Regions from separate parts of the Homo sapiens genome. Here region 2 is linked to region 1. Evidence: chromatin contacts called from ENCODE Hi-C or POLR2A ChIA-PET data. All regions are on one chromosome and are shown on one strand. The core of a region is the stretch at or near the end of the contact, and the rest is flanking DNA. Distances in the headings are between cores, read along the strand shown.

Region 1 (6,522 bases), core at 1,966-4,465:
ATGGGCAATCTGGGATCTCAATGTCCCACATGGACCTAAGGGCCAACCCCAGTTGGTGATCCCAGCTGGAGGGAGAACCCAAAGAGACAGCTCTTCTACTACCCCCACAGACCTGCTCTGGACACTTGCTCATGCCCTGCCAAGCAGCAGATGGGGAGGGTGCCCTCCTATCCCCACCTACTCCTGGGTCAGGAGGAAAAGACTAACAGGAGAATGCACAGTGGGTGGAGCCAATCCACTCCTTCCTTTCTATCATTCCCCTGCCCACCTCCTTCCAGCACTGACTGGAAGGGAAGTTCAGGCTCTGAGACACACCCCAACATGCCTGCACCTGCAGCGCGCACACGCACGCACACACACATACAGAGCTCTCTGAGGGTGATGGGGCTGAGCAGGAGGGGGGCTGGGTAAGAGCACAGGTTAGGGCATGGAAGGCTTCTCCGCCCATTCTGACCCAGGGCCTAGGACGGATAGGCAGGAACATACAGACACATTTACACTAGAGGCCAGGGATAGAGGATATTGGGTCTCAGCCCTAGGGGAATGGGAAGCAGCTCAAGGGACCCTGGGTGGGAGCATAGGAGGGGTCTGGACATGTGGTTACTAGTACAGGTTTTGCCCTGATTAAAAAATCTCCCAAAGCCCCAAATTCCTGTTAGCCAGGTGGAGGCTTCTGATACGTGTATGAGACTATGCAAAAGTACAAGGGCTGAGATTCTTCGTGTATAGCTGTGTGAACGTGTATGTACCTAGGATATGTTAAATGTATAGCTGGCACCTTAGTTGCATGACCACATAGAACATGTGTCTATCTGCTTTTGCCTACGTGACAACACAAATTTGGGAGGGTGAGACACTGCACAGAAGACAGCAGCAAGTGTGCTGGCCTCTCTGACATATGCTAACCCCCAAATACTCTGAATTTGGAGTCTGACTGTGCCCAAGTGGGTCCAAGTGGCTGTGACATCTACGTATGGCTCCACACCTCCAATGCTGCCTGGGAGCCAGGGTGAGAGTCTGGGTCCAGGCCTGGCCATGTGGCCCTCCAGTGTATGAGAGGGCCCTGCCTGCTGCATCTTTTCTGTTGCCCCATCCACCGCCAGCTTCCCTTCACTCCCCTATCCCATTCTCCCTCTCAAGGCAGGGGTCATAGATCCTAAGCCATAAAATAAATTTTATTCCAAAATAACAAAATAAATAATCTACTGTACACAATCTGAAAAGAAAGACGCTCTAACTGCTCAGATAGGTGCTGCGGTCCAGCCCCCAGCTGGAGGAGACCCTGAGTCCAACCCAGGCCTCCCGAGGGGGCCAGTGAAGGGATCCCACACCCACCGCCCCTATGTAGGGCAGGGAAGAAATTGCAAAGGACTTGGGGGATAGATGGGAATGGGAGGGCAAACTGCAGCACTTGTTAAATTAATTAAAGAAACAAACCAGAAGCACAAAAACGGGGAAGGAGAGGGGAGAAGGAGCAGGTCCAGTGTTCCCAGGCCCCCAATTCTGGGGGCAAATGTTGCCACTTTTAGCTGGACCTTCCCAGGGAAGTCCCCCTTTCCCCCTTGTCCAAACTGAGTCCAACTGCTCACACCACTGGTGCAAACCTAAAGAGAATGGGAGTGTGTTGTGTGAGGGAGGGGAAAACCCCAGATGCCCTGGAGGCAGAGTCCTTGCCCCCTCGCTCTGGGCAGGGGTGAGGGCACCACGCACCCTCCTTGTGTCCTCTCTCCAGGCCTCTGCTTGTTATTGCTTGAAGCCCCACAGTCTTATGCCCATGGAGCAGGTGGGGAGGCAGGAGAAGGGCAGAGGAAGGATCCAGGGTTGTGACTAGATTCCGGGGATGGAGAGCGTGGGGGTCTGTGTGAGCCAGAAGTCTGAGGTCCTGGGTCTGAAGACACCAGTCCAACCCTCACTGCCGGCTGGCCTCAGCCTCCACTTTCACGCTGCTCCTGCGACCCTCCACCAGCGCGGGATGGGGTCCTGGGGCAGGACATCTGTCCAGCAGCCCTTCCTCGAACTCTGCAGGGAAAAGGGGGCAGTTAGGAGACTGCAGGGTGACTGGCTGCAGACAGAGGTGGTTGGGAACAGAAGCAGGGGCAAAGAAAGCTGTGAAGATGGGCTCAGTTTAGGTTTATTGAATTACTGCCTCCTGCCCACTGCATGTGTATGGGGGGTTCCATTCCCATGTGTGTGAGCCCCCTCCCCTCCCTGGCTGTGCGTAGCTCTGTCTCTGTCTGTCTCTCTCTCTTTCTCTCCCGCCTCCTCGGTTGCGCTGGAATTTCTGGTTCTGTCAGGAGCTGCGGGGGTGGTTTGGCTCTGACCTCTCCCCTCCCCCCTTCCCAAGCTCTGCCACCCCCACTCATCCCTGGCCCCCTCCCAGGCCCCTCCCAGGCCACTCTACCATGGCCCCCCAAGTTTTTTGGTAGCCAAATCAGAGGGAGAACAGGAAGCCAGCCTCCGAGCTCCTCCCTCAAGAAGAGCCCCCCTTCCAGTCCCCGCCCCCACTTCCCACCCACGCACAGTTTAAAAATACCAAGCCAGGGTTGGTGGCTTTGTCTGCTGCGTCACTCTCAGCCCAGCGGCTGCCCGGCCCTCCGCCTGCCCACTCCCTCTTCCCCCTTCCACACACAAAGCATCACTGCTTTGGGCTCCTCTGCTTCCAAGCTGGGCATCCCCATCCCCATACCCACAACTCCTAGCCTGCTCCCCACTCCTGGGTTGGTGGAAGTGCCATCTGAGCTTCCCTTATTGATGCTCCTCCTTCCTGCTCCTTCATCCTCTTTTCTCTGTCCCCCCATTCCCCAGTTCCCCTTTCACAGATCTACACTAGGACCAGACTTTCCATGGTGGGAGCAGCTCGGCAGGGTCTGCCTCTCTGCACCCCAAGGCCTGGCTGGCTGGAGCCCAGCCATCCTACTGCCCTCTCTGACGACTATATCCCTCTTCCTCCCACCTGGCCCCAGGACACCAGAATTGCTGTGTGGGGCCTGAGTGGCCGGGGTGCTTGGGGACAGCACTGCTGGCTGCCTCACCTGCGAGAGGTGGCTTCGCAGGCACACAGGGGCTGAGGCGGCCCACGCGGTCGTGGGAGACGAGGCGGGCGAGCCGCAGCCCCTCGTCCATCAGTGTCTGCTGCAGGATGTGTCGGCTCCATAGCCCATGGGCTGGCAATGCCAGAGGCAGGTCAGCAGGGGGCGGCGTCAGCCTTGGACATGACCCCACAGCTGTGGGCATGGGCACTGGTCAGGTAAGGGGCTGCAGCCAATGGAACCCCCACCCTCAACCACATAGCCAGCCCACAGGCCCTTCTGCCCCCCCTCCAGCCAGGTCTCCCAACCCTGTTTCAGGCACTGCCTCCTGGCTCACTCCTCCCCCAACCCCCTCCCCTACTCCCCCACCCTCAATGAAGAGAAAAGTGTTCTGAGGCACACTCACCCTGCAAATGTCCATCCAGACTCTCCCCAGACAGGCTGGCGCTGTCCTCCTCCAGGCTGGGGCGGTATGGGGGTACATAGGACTCAGGGCCTGGGGGAGGCTGCTGGATTTCAGGGTGACTCTGTTCTCCAACCTGTGGATGCCCAACATGGGGAAATGAAGACCTGCCAAGGGAGGGGATTGGGGAAGGCTGCCCAGTGCCCCTATATGCACCCCGGAAAACATACCTCTTGTTTCAGCTTCTTCAGTGGAGGGCCTCCCAGTTCTTCAGGGTGAAGCCTGAAAAGATGGGTAAGAATAAAGTGGATGAGGCTGACGAGGGCCACTCGACTGGCAGAGCACAGAACCCAGCCAGAGGCATGTGTTATTTAAAACCTTTGCCAAGAAGCTGGCCGAGAAAGAGTCTCTAGTTCAAGCACTATTGTTGTAGGGGGTTGGGGGGACCCGACATGGATGGGAGGAGAGACCAGACCTGAGACAAGCTGACTTGGCCAAAAGCAGGACATCCAGGTGGGCGGGAAGCAGGCCTAGAGCTGCCTGAGCTGAAGGTTAGGACATGATCTAACTCCATAGCAGGATTCCAGTCCAGGAAGGACCTGGGGAAGGGGTCTCACCTGGAGCCCTTCAAGGAGGACAAGTAGGTGCTCTCTCGGGCTACTTGGCGGGACAAAGAGAAGAGCTCCACTCTCCGTAATAAGAGCGTGTTGTCCCTCATGCAGAACTGGGCAGCAGCCTCGTTGATGGTGAGCTGTGGAGGGAGGGCAGCCAGGAGAGTCAGAATTCGAACTTCCCCGCTGCCTCACCAGACCTCCTCACACCCCTTCACCATTGGACAAATGAGGCCCATCCATCAGACGCTTGCTTTGGTTTTGACACTACATGGGAGCTTTCTGAGGTGGGAAGACAGAGGTCAGCACCCACAGCTTCCTAGGAATGCCCGGGGCCTCCTCCTCTCCTGTGGGGTCCTGAGTGACAAGGAGCTGAACAGCTCGGTGCTGCCTGTATCTCTGCTTCCCCCTCAGCTGAGGATGGAAGCACTGCGGCCGCTGGGGTAGGGGCCTGTTGGGGAGGGGATCAGGGCCTGGGGTCCTGGTCAAGAGATAATGAAAGATAGTCGGAGACTGTAGAAACTCGCAGAGGTAAGCGGCTGGAGACCTGGAAGTCAAGGGCAATCCTAGGAGGCCTGGGGGTTCTCACCTCGTGCAGGCTGAGCTGCTTGCCCTCCCGCCGCTTAGAGTCGAAACGGCCATAGATGATGCTGTATTTGCGGATCTCCTCTTCCTTCTGGCTGTCATTATCATCCATCTCAAAGATGTGCCCAACGCTCCGTGCCAGCTTCTTATTCAGCTTTAGCAGGGATGTGACCTCCCCAGCATCCCCCCTTGGGAAGCTCCGGAAGATCCTCTCCACACTTTCCACCACCATGCGTACCATCTCTGGCTCCAGTCGGTCTGGACCACCCCCAGTCCCACCTGCTGCCAGCCCCCCAGCCCCAGTCCCCTCAGGGACTCCTCCCCCTGCAGGGGGGGAGAAGGGGGGCGAGCCAGCCTCCTCTTCTCCTCCTGCCCCAACGTCCGACTCTGGAGTGCTCCGGCCTGGCCAGATCCGGGGGTCCCCTGCCCCAGGTCCCCCAGGCAGTGGTGATAGCTTCTCTCCAAGTTCAAGGGGGCTCTTGGGGCTAAAACTGCGGGCACTGCCTGCCTTTTCCCCTGGGCTGCCATGCCCATTGCTCATGCTCCCTTTCCGGGTACCCGCAGTCTCAGAGATCTTGAAGAGCGGGATGCTGGAGACGGGAACAGCAGGCACTGGTTGACTGAAGAGCCCTGGATTGGTGGCCCACTCTCTCAGTGCCTTCTGCAGGCGCCGGACATGGAGGGGCTTGGTGGCCATGCCCACAAGTGCCATGATCTCCAGAAACTCCTCCTCACCCGCCTCACACAGCTGCTGCACGTCGTCCCCTCCCTGCTGGATGAAGGTCTCATAGTAGGAAAGGAGGTTGGCGCGCTGCAGGACCCGGTACAGCTGCAGCTCCCCCAGCGTCCGAGGCAGTGCCATGGCTCGGGCACTGGGCCTGAGAAGGAGGGGCACAAGAGAGAGGCAGTCGGTGCAAGTCCCCCTACTGGGTACCAACCCACACTAACAATTGTTCCCTCTTTCCTGCCTGCTTTTCTTCCCCTCCCTCATTTGGATGCTATCCTGCCCAGTGCCCAGGTCTGAGTACAGACTCTCAGAATCAGGCACTGCTCAGAGGCATGGACAAGCCAGTGCCGTCCTAGACTGGCCCGAAGCCCCAAAAGTCAGTGGCCTGTGTCTGTAGGAGTCGAAGCGTCTTACAACCTTATCTTCAGCTTTTATCTTTTTGGTCTGGGGCAAGAAGAACTTGAGCGCTGAGGCTGACCAGCACCGACCTGGGATGGCTGGACCTCCCTCTCCCCCAAAACACAATCCTCACCTTCCCCTCTAAACACTCAGCAGTCTCAACACTGAAGTGAAGTCACCCATACTAAAGTGAATGTAGGAGCCCAGTCTCCCCCACAGTGGACGCTGCTGGCCAGCTTCATTCCCTGTGAAGGGGCCACAGCCCCAGGTGGCTAAAAGGGAGGGTGTGGCACCTTCCCTGGCTTTCCCACTCAGTGAGCCAGGTGGTGCCTTACTCTTCTCCGCTCAGCTTTTCCCAGGGGTTAAGCATTTATTTATTTATTTATTTATTTATTTATTTGAGACGGAGTCTCGCTCTGTCACCCAGGCTGGAGTGCAGTGGCGCTGTCACTGCAACCTCCGCCTCCCGGGTTCAAGCGATTCTCCTGCCTCAGCCTCCTGAGTAGCTGAGATTACAGGCGCCCGCCACCATGCCCGGCTAATTTTTGTATTTTTAGTAGAAACGGGGTTTCACCATGTTGGTCAGGCTGGGCTCGAATTCCTGACCTCGTGATCCACCCGCCTCAGCCTCCCAAAGTGCTGGGATTACAGGCCTGAGCCACCGGGCCCGCCCGGCCTGGTTAAGCATTCTTAACGCACGCTTCCTCTCTCCCCTCAGAACCTCTCCACCCTTCCAGGCTGCCCAGTGCTCCTCAGTGGCCCCTCTCC
Region 2 (6,908 bases), core at 2,968-5,467, 190 kb before region 1:
CACCTCTGCTGGCTTAGACATGTGTTATGTGGAAGACCCATTGTGGGTTTTATCCATGTCATTGGCTCCTGCCTTTTAGCAATAGCAACTTCTAGGAGTCCTTTTATTTTAAGAACTTTCAGAAGGAACTGGTACCCCTCTGTTCCCCATTATTGCTTGCATGTGTGGGATTACCCTCAGAGGGTGGGGAAGAGACCACAGCCAATCTCAGCATCATGTATATGGTTTCCCATCCACCTCTGGTCTGATGTATTAAATTAGTTGCCAGTGCACTGTCTTCCAGATTTGCCTCTGTGTTCTTTGTTACTGTACTGGATCTTGTTCTGTCTGCTCCCATCAACTCTTAGTTGGCCAGCCAACTAACAATAAGTCAGTGTCCATCCTCCCTTTAATTCTTACCCATTCTTTGTTATTGAGAGAATAGAAATGAATTATCTCCTAGCCCTTCTGCTAAAGTGGTGGGTGGGAGGTGCTCTGACCACTATGGTCTCTGCAGGGGGAACCGTGAAGGACTGAGCCGCACCTCAAGCAGCCGCCAGAGCAGCACAGACAGCGAACTCAAATCCCTGGAGCCACGCCCTTGGAGCAGCACAGACTCTGATGGCTCTGTCCGGAGCATGCGACCCCCTGTCACCAAAGCTAGCAGCTTCAGTGGAATCTCTATCCTTACCCGAGGTGACAGCATCGGCAGCAGTAAAGGCGGCAGTGCGGGAAGGATCTCCAGGCCAGGTATTACAGCTTCTTTTCTTCCATGTCATACCCATCCCTTCTTGCTTGTCTCCTGTGAAACATCACTGATATTTACTTTTTTTTTTGAGACAGAGTCTCCTCTGTTGCCCAGGCTGGAATGCAGTGGTGTGATCTCAGCTCACTGCAACCTCTGTCTCCCGGGTTCAAGTGATTCTCCTGCCTCAGCCGCTTGAATAGCTGGGATTACAGGCATGCGCCACCACACCTGACTAATTTTTGTATTTTTAGTAGAGGTGAGGTCTCACCATGTTGGTCAGGCTGGTCTCAAACTCCTGACCTGAGGTGATCTGCCTGCCTCAGCCTCCTAAAGTGCTGGGATTACAGGCGTGAGTCACCACGCCCAGCCCATATTTACTTTCAATAAAACATTTGTCCCAGTATAGTTTCCTGGAAACCTAATACAGCCAGGGGAAGGGACATTTGAATTTTGGATCCATTGTCCTTGCTTGGATTTAGTCCTCCTCATTTTCTTTCAAACCTTCTGCCTGATTGGAAAAAAAAAAAGAATTGATTGTGATTAGATTATTTTCTCTGATTTTCATGTAAGGTGGAACATCCATATCAGCCCAGGTCTCAAGTTATATACTAAGATGAAAATGATAGCCACTTTCATTCTATGACTCTTGAGATTGTAGAGGCTTTGTAGAGCAGAGGGAATCCTTAGAGTTTAGTAGTTTGTAATTAATTGATACCAGCTAATAGGCTAGAATTTAGAGGGATGCTGCTATGGCTGCTTCTCTGGAGCTCAGTCACTGGAAAGGAGCAGACACTCCTATGTTCCACATGAAAGCTCTGTAACCACCCATCAGCTCTCCTGCTACAAAACCTTCTCTATCTATTTCTGCTGCTCTCTTAGCAGAAGGGCATTTAGACCTCTATTTCATCGTCCTCCTCCCTTTGAAGAGTTGCTTGAATCTCATCCCAGAAGTTCTGTAGTTATCCTCAGAAGACATCAGTAGTGCTGAAGATTTTGCCTCTGACCCCTAGGTCTCTGCTGCCCTTCTCTGTTACCTCCTTTCTAATCCCACTGCCTCAGCCTTTATCCACACTTTTATTTTCTTTTATGTAATTATGACACTGGCGCCCAAACTGATATCTCTACTCCATTCTCAGCTCTTTTTATGATTTTTTTTTTGCTTTTTCAAGAGTCGGGGTCTTGCTGTTATCCAGGCTGGATTGCAGTTGCACCATCACAGCTTACTGCAGCCTTGAACTCCTGGGCCCAGATGATCCTCCCACCTCAGACTCCCAAGTAGCTGGGATTACAGACATGAGCCATTGCATCTGGTTGCTTAGCCCTTTTTAGAGCCAGTTTGCCAATCTAAAACAGATCTAAACTCATCAGTAGTCTTTTAAAAATGTTCGTTTCTGCATCCTCACCTGAATAGTAAAATCCAAATTACTTAATATAGCATAACTTCCTGACTCCAGTTTGCCATTGCTGTCTAATTTCCAGATCTTTCCTTCTTTCCAACCATTTCTTTCTTTCCTTTTTTTTTTTTTGAGATGGAGTCTTGCTCTTGTTACGCAATGGCACGACCTCGGCTCACTGCAACCTCCGCCTCCCGGGTTCAAGCGATTCTCCTGCCTCAGCCTTTCGAGTAGCTGTGATCACAGGCACCCGCCACCACGGCCGGCTAATTTTTTGTATTTTTAGTAGAGATGGGGTTTCACCACGTTGGCCAGGCTGGTCTCAAACTCCTGATGTCAGGTGATCCACCCACCTAAGCCTCCCAAAGTGCTGGGATTACAGGCATGAGCCACCACACCCAACCAACCATTTCTTGAATATGGCATTAGCTTTGTTTCCTCTTGGTCTTATAAGCATCTGTCATTCTTCAACCCCAGCTTTCCTGCTGACCCCTCTTTAAATCCTTTCCTGACCCTCCCAGGAGTTTTTGCTTCCTCATCTTTGCTTTCATGCAACTTTGTCGATATCACTGATGTATTCCTTATCCTTATCAGATTATAATTGTCATGTGGATGTCTATCTCCCATCAGAAGTTCCTGTGCTGTTGGCTGGGCATGGTGGCTCACACCTGTAATTCTAGCACTCTGGGAGGCAGAGGCAGGCAGATCACTTGAGGCCAGGAGTTCGAAACCAGCCTGGCCAACAAGGCAAAACCCCATCTCTACCAAAGACATCAAAATTAGTTGGGCGTGGTGGTGGGTGCCTGTAATCCCAGCTACTTGGGAGGCTGAGGCAGAAGAATCGCTTGAACCTGGGAGGTGGAGGTTGCAGTGAGCCAAGATCGTGCCACTGCATTCCAGCCTGGGCGACAGAGTGAGACCCTGTCTCAAAAAAAGAAAAAAGTTCCTGTGCTGTTAAGGGCAAGGACTGTGTTTCACTCATCTTTATGTCTTTAGTTCATTATACAGTGCTTGGCACATAGTAAAGTATGTTGTGTTGAATGAGTTCATGCCTTGGAGAGCCTAGAAATGGGGAAATGAGTTGGATAAAGGTTATGTGTATGCTTGAAGTTTTCTCAGCAACATTTTTTTTTTTTTTTTTTTTGAGACCGAGTCTCGCTCTTGTCGCCCAGGCTGGAGTGTCATGGCGCGATCTCAGCTCACTGCAACCTCTGCCTCCTGGGTTCAAGCGATTCTCCTGTCTCAGCCTCCCAGGTAGCTGGGATTACAGGCGCCCACCCTCAAGCTCGGATAATTTTTATATTTTCAGTAGAGACGGAGTTTCACTATGTTGGTTGGCCAGGCTGGTCTCAAACTCCTGACCTCAGGTGATCCACCCGCCTCAGCCTCGCAAAGTGCTGGGATTACAGGCATGAGCCACTGCGCCCGGCCCTCAGCAACTTTTATAAGAGATGTTGCAAATTGAGAAGAAAGCAAAGAGAAGACAGATCTCTCTCTCTCTAGCAAAAGGACGGATCTCTTAAGAGACCAAAAATCTGTGCCTTCCCAGGAAGTAAGCATTTATATTTTCAGCTATCTAAGTTTGATGGACAGATTCCAGACACTTCAGGGGAGGTGCTTCAGCAGCCTCACATTTTGTTCAATTTCATAACCAAACTTGACAGTCAAGGTGGTTCCTGTCCCTAGGGAGCAGAAGCCTGCAAAGAGGAGGACTGGCATCAGCAAGGCAGCTGAAATGCATCTGTGCTCATCTGTGAATCTTCAAAAGACAGTGGGGGAGGGGACAAAAGGGAATAAAGAGGAAAGGCAAAGAAAAAGTAGAGCCCTCTGACTAAGCTTCCAGGGATAATGTGTTCGTGGCTTATGCTTACAACTTTTTGTGGGTTTCTTCTTTGCCTTAGGTATGGCACTAGGTGCCCCAGAAGTGTGCAACCAGGTCACCTCATCCCAGTCTGTCCGGGGGCTTCTCCCTTGTACTGCCCAGCAGCAACAGCAGCAGCAGCAGCAGCAACTTCCTGCTCTCCCACCCACGCCTCAGCAACAGCCACCCTTGAATAATCACATGATCTCACAGGTGAGTCACCACTCAGTGTCAGAGTCCTCTCCACTCTGATTCAAGCAAACTTTAGATGTACCGTCATGTCTCTTGTGCTGTGGGTGGCAGGAAGGATCAGTTTTTGGAGACATGCCACTCTCTCCCCCATTTCTCATTTGTTAGTTGTAGGGAAAGAAGAACCTTGAGCAAAGGTTTTGCCAAATAACTACTGAGTCAGCTTGGGGGTTTTTTGCTTTATATTTCTTCCTCTGCTTCCTGAACATTGTCAGTAGAATCTTTTATTTCATACCACATTTCTACTGTACCCCATCTCCCTCTATGTCCATGTGTAATTAACAAGGCATTTTTTTCCATTACATCTATATATTGGAACTTGAAAAGATTATAACTTCCACCATCATCTGACCAACTATGTGGACCCATAAACACCTATTTATGTGTTGGGGTTTGCGGAAAAAAGAAATAACACTCAAGACCCCTTCCATACATATGCCACGAAACACAAAGACTCCAAATGTGTCTTTGTTTTCCATGACTCAAAAGGGCTGTATCCTTCTCCTTCTGTTGCTGGACTGGTAAATGTTGGTACCAACTAGAGTTTAAGTGAAGTTTTGCATCTGTGGAGACCAGGAAGGTCATTAGCCTAAGAATCAGTCCTGTTCTAAACCAGAACTTCAGTATTCTGTTTTATTTCTTTCTTTTAATTTTTAAAAAATGTATTGTTATTATTATTATTTTGAGATAGGGTCTTGCTTATGTTGCCTAGGCTGGTCTCAAACTTGTGGGCTCAAGTGATCCTCCCTCCTTGGCCTCCTAAAGTGCTGAGATTACAGGCATGAGCCACCATGCCTGGCCATTGTCATTAAGGTGACTATGTTTAAAAGTCACCTTAAGGCCAGGCATGGTTGCTCAAGCCTGTAATCCCAGCACTTTGGGAGGCTGAGGCGGGTGAATCACCTGAGGTCAGGAGTTCAAGACCAGCCTGCCCAACATGGTGAAACCCGGTCCCTACTAAAAATACAAAAATTAGCCACGTATGGTGGCGGGTGCCTGTAATCCCAGCTACTAGGGAGGCTGAGGCAGGAGAATCGCTTGAACCCATGAGGCGGAGGTTGCGGCGAGCCGAGATCGCGCCACTGCTCTCTAGCCTGGGCGACAGAGTAAGACCCTGTCTCAAAAAAAAAAAAAAAAAAAAAAGTCACCTTAATACTCCGAGCAGAGCTGTGCTGAGATCTTCACTTACTCCCTTCTCACACGAATAGAGCTCTTTTTGAGGAGAGCCCCATACTTTATCCTGAAGTATTCTCTGGTAGCTGGAAAGCCCATGTGTCTGCAGTCTTTTCTGCTGTAGTTTACATTCTCATGTTACCTCCCAGGCTCCCTCATCCCTCTGCTTATTAGTCCAGCTTGGCCTTAGATATATTTCTTCCCTAGGTGTAAGAAGCAAGTCCCAAACACTAATACCCCATGAACTAGAAACTAGAGTGCAAAGACCCCAGAATGGCCCAGTATTGCCCTATCTCAAATATTGTGAAATGAAGCTGAAACAAAGAACAGTGAAGATCTAGGAAATCCTACTTTGTGTCTAAATGTAATTTGCATGCAAGTCATTGCAGTCCTCTATCTTAGTCTAAGTCAGTTCTTTCTATAGTCCTAACTTTCTTGTTCTACCACCATCTACCCCAGTAAGTCTCGTTCACTTCAGTTTACCTTGCTCCCTACTGAAGCATAGTGTCCTTGTATGTGTACTTTTCTCTGTCTGTGTCTTAATTCAAACCTGTAAGTGGGTAAACTATGCTTCTCCTTCTGTCATCTGCTACCGTGTTTTTTATGTGTATGACTTGCTTTTCCAAGGTCCTAATATTTTCTAGGTTTTTTTTTCCCTAAAATGTGTATTTTAATAGTCTTGCTCCCTTTTCTCCCTCTTAGTCTCCCATCTGCCTGCATCTTCCACCTATAATCTCATACCTAGAAACAGACGAGACGGCAAGAGTGGGAGAGGAATAAAGAGATAAAAGAACCATTTGGGACTGAAATTTATACAGAATGTCCAAGTGACTGGCCCTAAACCCCAATCTTCTACTCAGGTTCTGTCCCTGCTACTGGATTGTGAGGGTCAATTGGTCGATCGTTGGCATTGGCTTATCTCCTATGGGGAGTGTGGTGCCAGGTTAGGTGCTATAGCTCGGGGGTAAAGGAACACTACTTGGTGCAGCAATTCCTGTTCTCTTAGAAATTCATTCTTGAGATTAATTGTGATCACTAACTCCAAATGAAAGAATTTATCCAGGTTTTGATGCCCTGGAAGCATTTATGGAAGCTGCTAAAAATTATCCCACCATCTCACTGTATGTATCTCCTTTTTTCTCCCTCTCCACTTTTTCACCCTTCCTCTTTATTTTTTTATTCCTCTTCCTACTGCCATTTTCTTTCTTTCTTTTGCTTTCTTTTTCCCTGATTGGCCTTCAGCACTGGGGGCTCCCTAGACCAAAGTTGCTGAGCCTGAGAATAATTATTGTTCAGTTTCTAATGGTACATAACAGTGCTAGGATTAAAGAAGTGATCATGTGCACACACAAACACCACTGTGCTTACTCTAAAGCTTTTCCTGTAGAAGAAAAACTTTGAGACTGGGTGCGGTAGCTCACGCCTGTAATCCCAGCACTTTGGGAGGCCGAGGAGGGCAGATTACTTGAAGCCAGAAGTTTGAGACCAGCCTGGCCAACCTGGT

Evidence for each region. A loop is a pair of places that touch in the nucleus more often than their neighbours do. ChIA-PET counts read pairs that join two places held with the same protein, here RNA polymerase II (POLR2A). Pooled maps may share reads with other maps.
Region 2: a loop to region 1 is called in a pooled map, with 2.8 times the contacts of the local background. The contact joins two enhancer-like sites. A Hi-C loop is called at or near these places in 6 of 50 pooled maps. POLR2A ChIA-PET finds 5 or more read pairs at or near these places in 2 of 52 experiments (A549 and GM12878).

What each region holds. Positions count from the first base shown.
Region 1 is chr12:57,090,109-57,096,630 of GRCh38, reverse strand. NAB2 (NGFI-A binding protein 2) reads right to left here. Exons shown (of 7, transcript NM_005967.4): 2 at 4,633-5,506; 3 at 4,050-4,183; 4 at 3,663-3,714; 5 at 3,436-3,568; 6 at 3,033-3,224; 7 at 1,155-2,019. The coding sequence ends at 1,910. It overlaps STAT6 (signal transducer and activator of transcription 6), which reads left to right. Exons shown (of 22, transcript NM_003153.5): 22 at 1-1,223. The coding sequence ends at 59. Among named protein-coding and RNA genes, the nearest start is that of NAB2, 4.3 kb to the right of the region's middle. RefSeq lists enhancers at 191-310, 1-824, 1,369-1,899, 2,391-2,685, 2,432-2,963 and silencers at 2,326-2,395, 3,236-3,285, 4,633-4,913. Within about 2 kb of position 3,215, at least 30 of the 41 ENCODE cell types and tissues checked have a DNase peak (open chromatin) inside an H3K27ac peak, as active enhancers do.
Region 2 is chr12:57,277,645-57,284,552 of GRCh38, reverse strand. R3HDM2 (R3H domain containing 2) reads left to right here. Exons shown (of 24, transcript NM_001394031.1): 13 at 497-729; 14 at 4,023-4,195. Among named protein-coding and RNA genes, the nearest start is that of STAC3, 30 kb to the right of the region's middle. RefSeq lists an enhancer at 3,574-4,773. Within about 2 kb of position 4,217, at least 19 of the 41 ENCODE cell types and tissues checked have a DNase peak (open chromatin) inside an H3K27ac peak, as active enhancers do.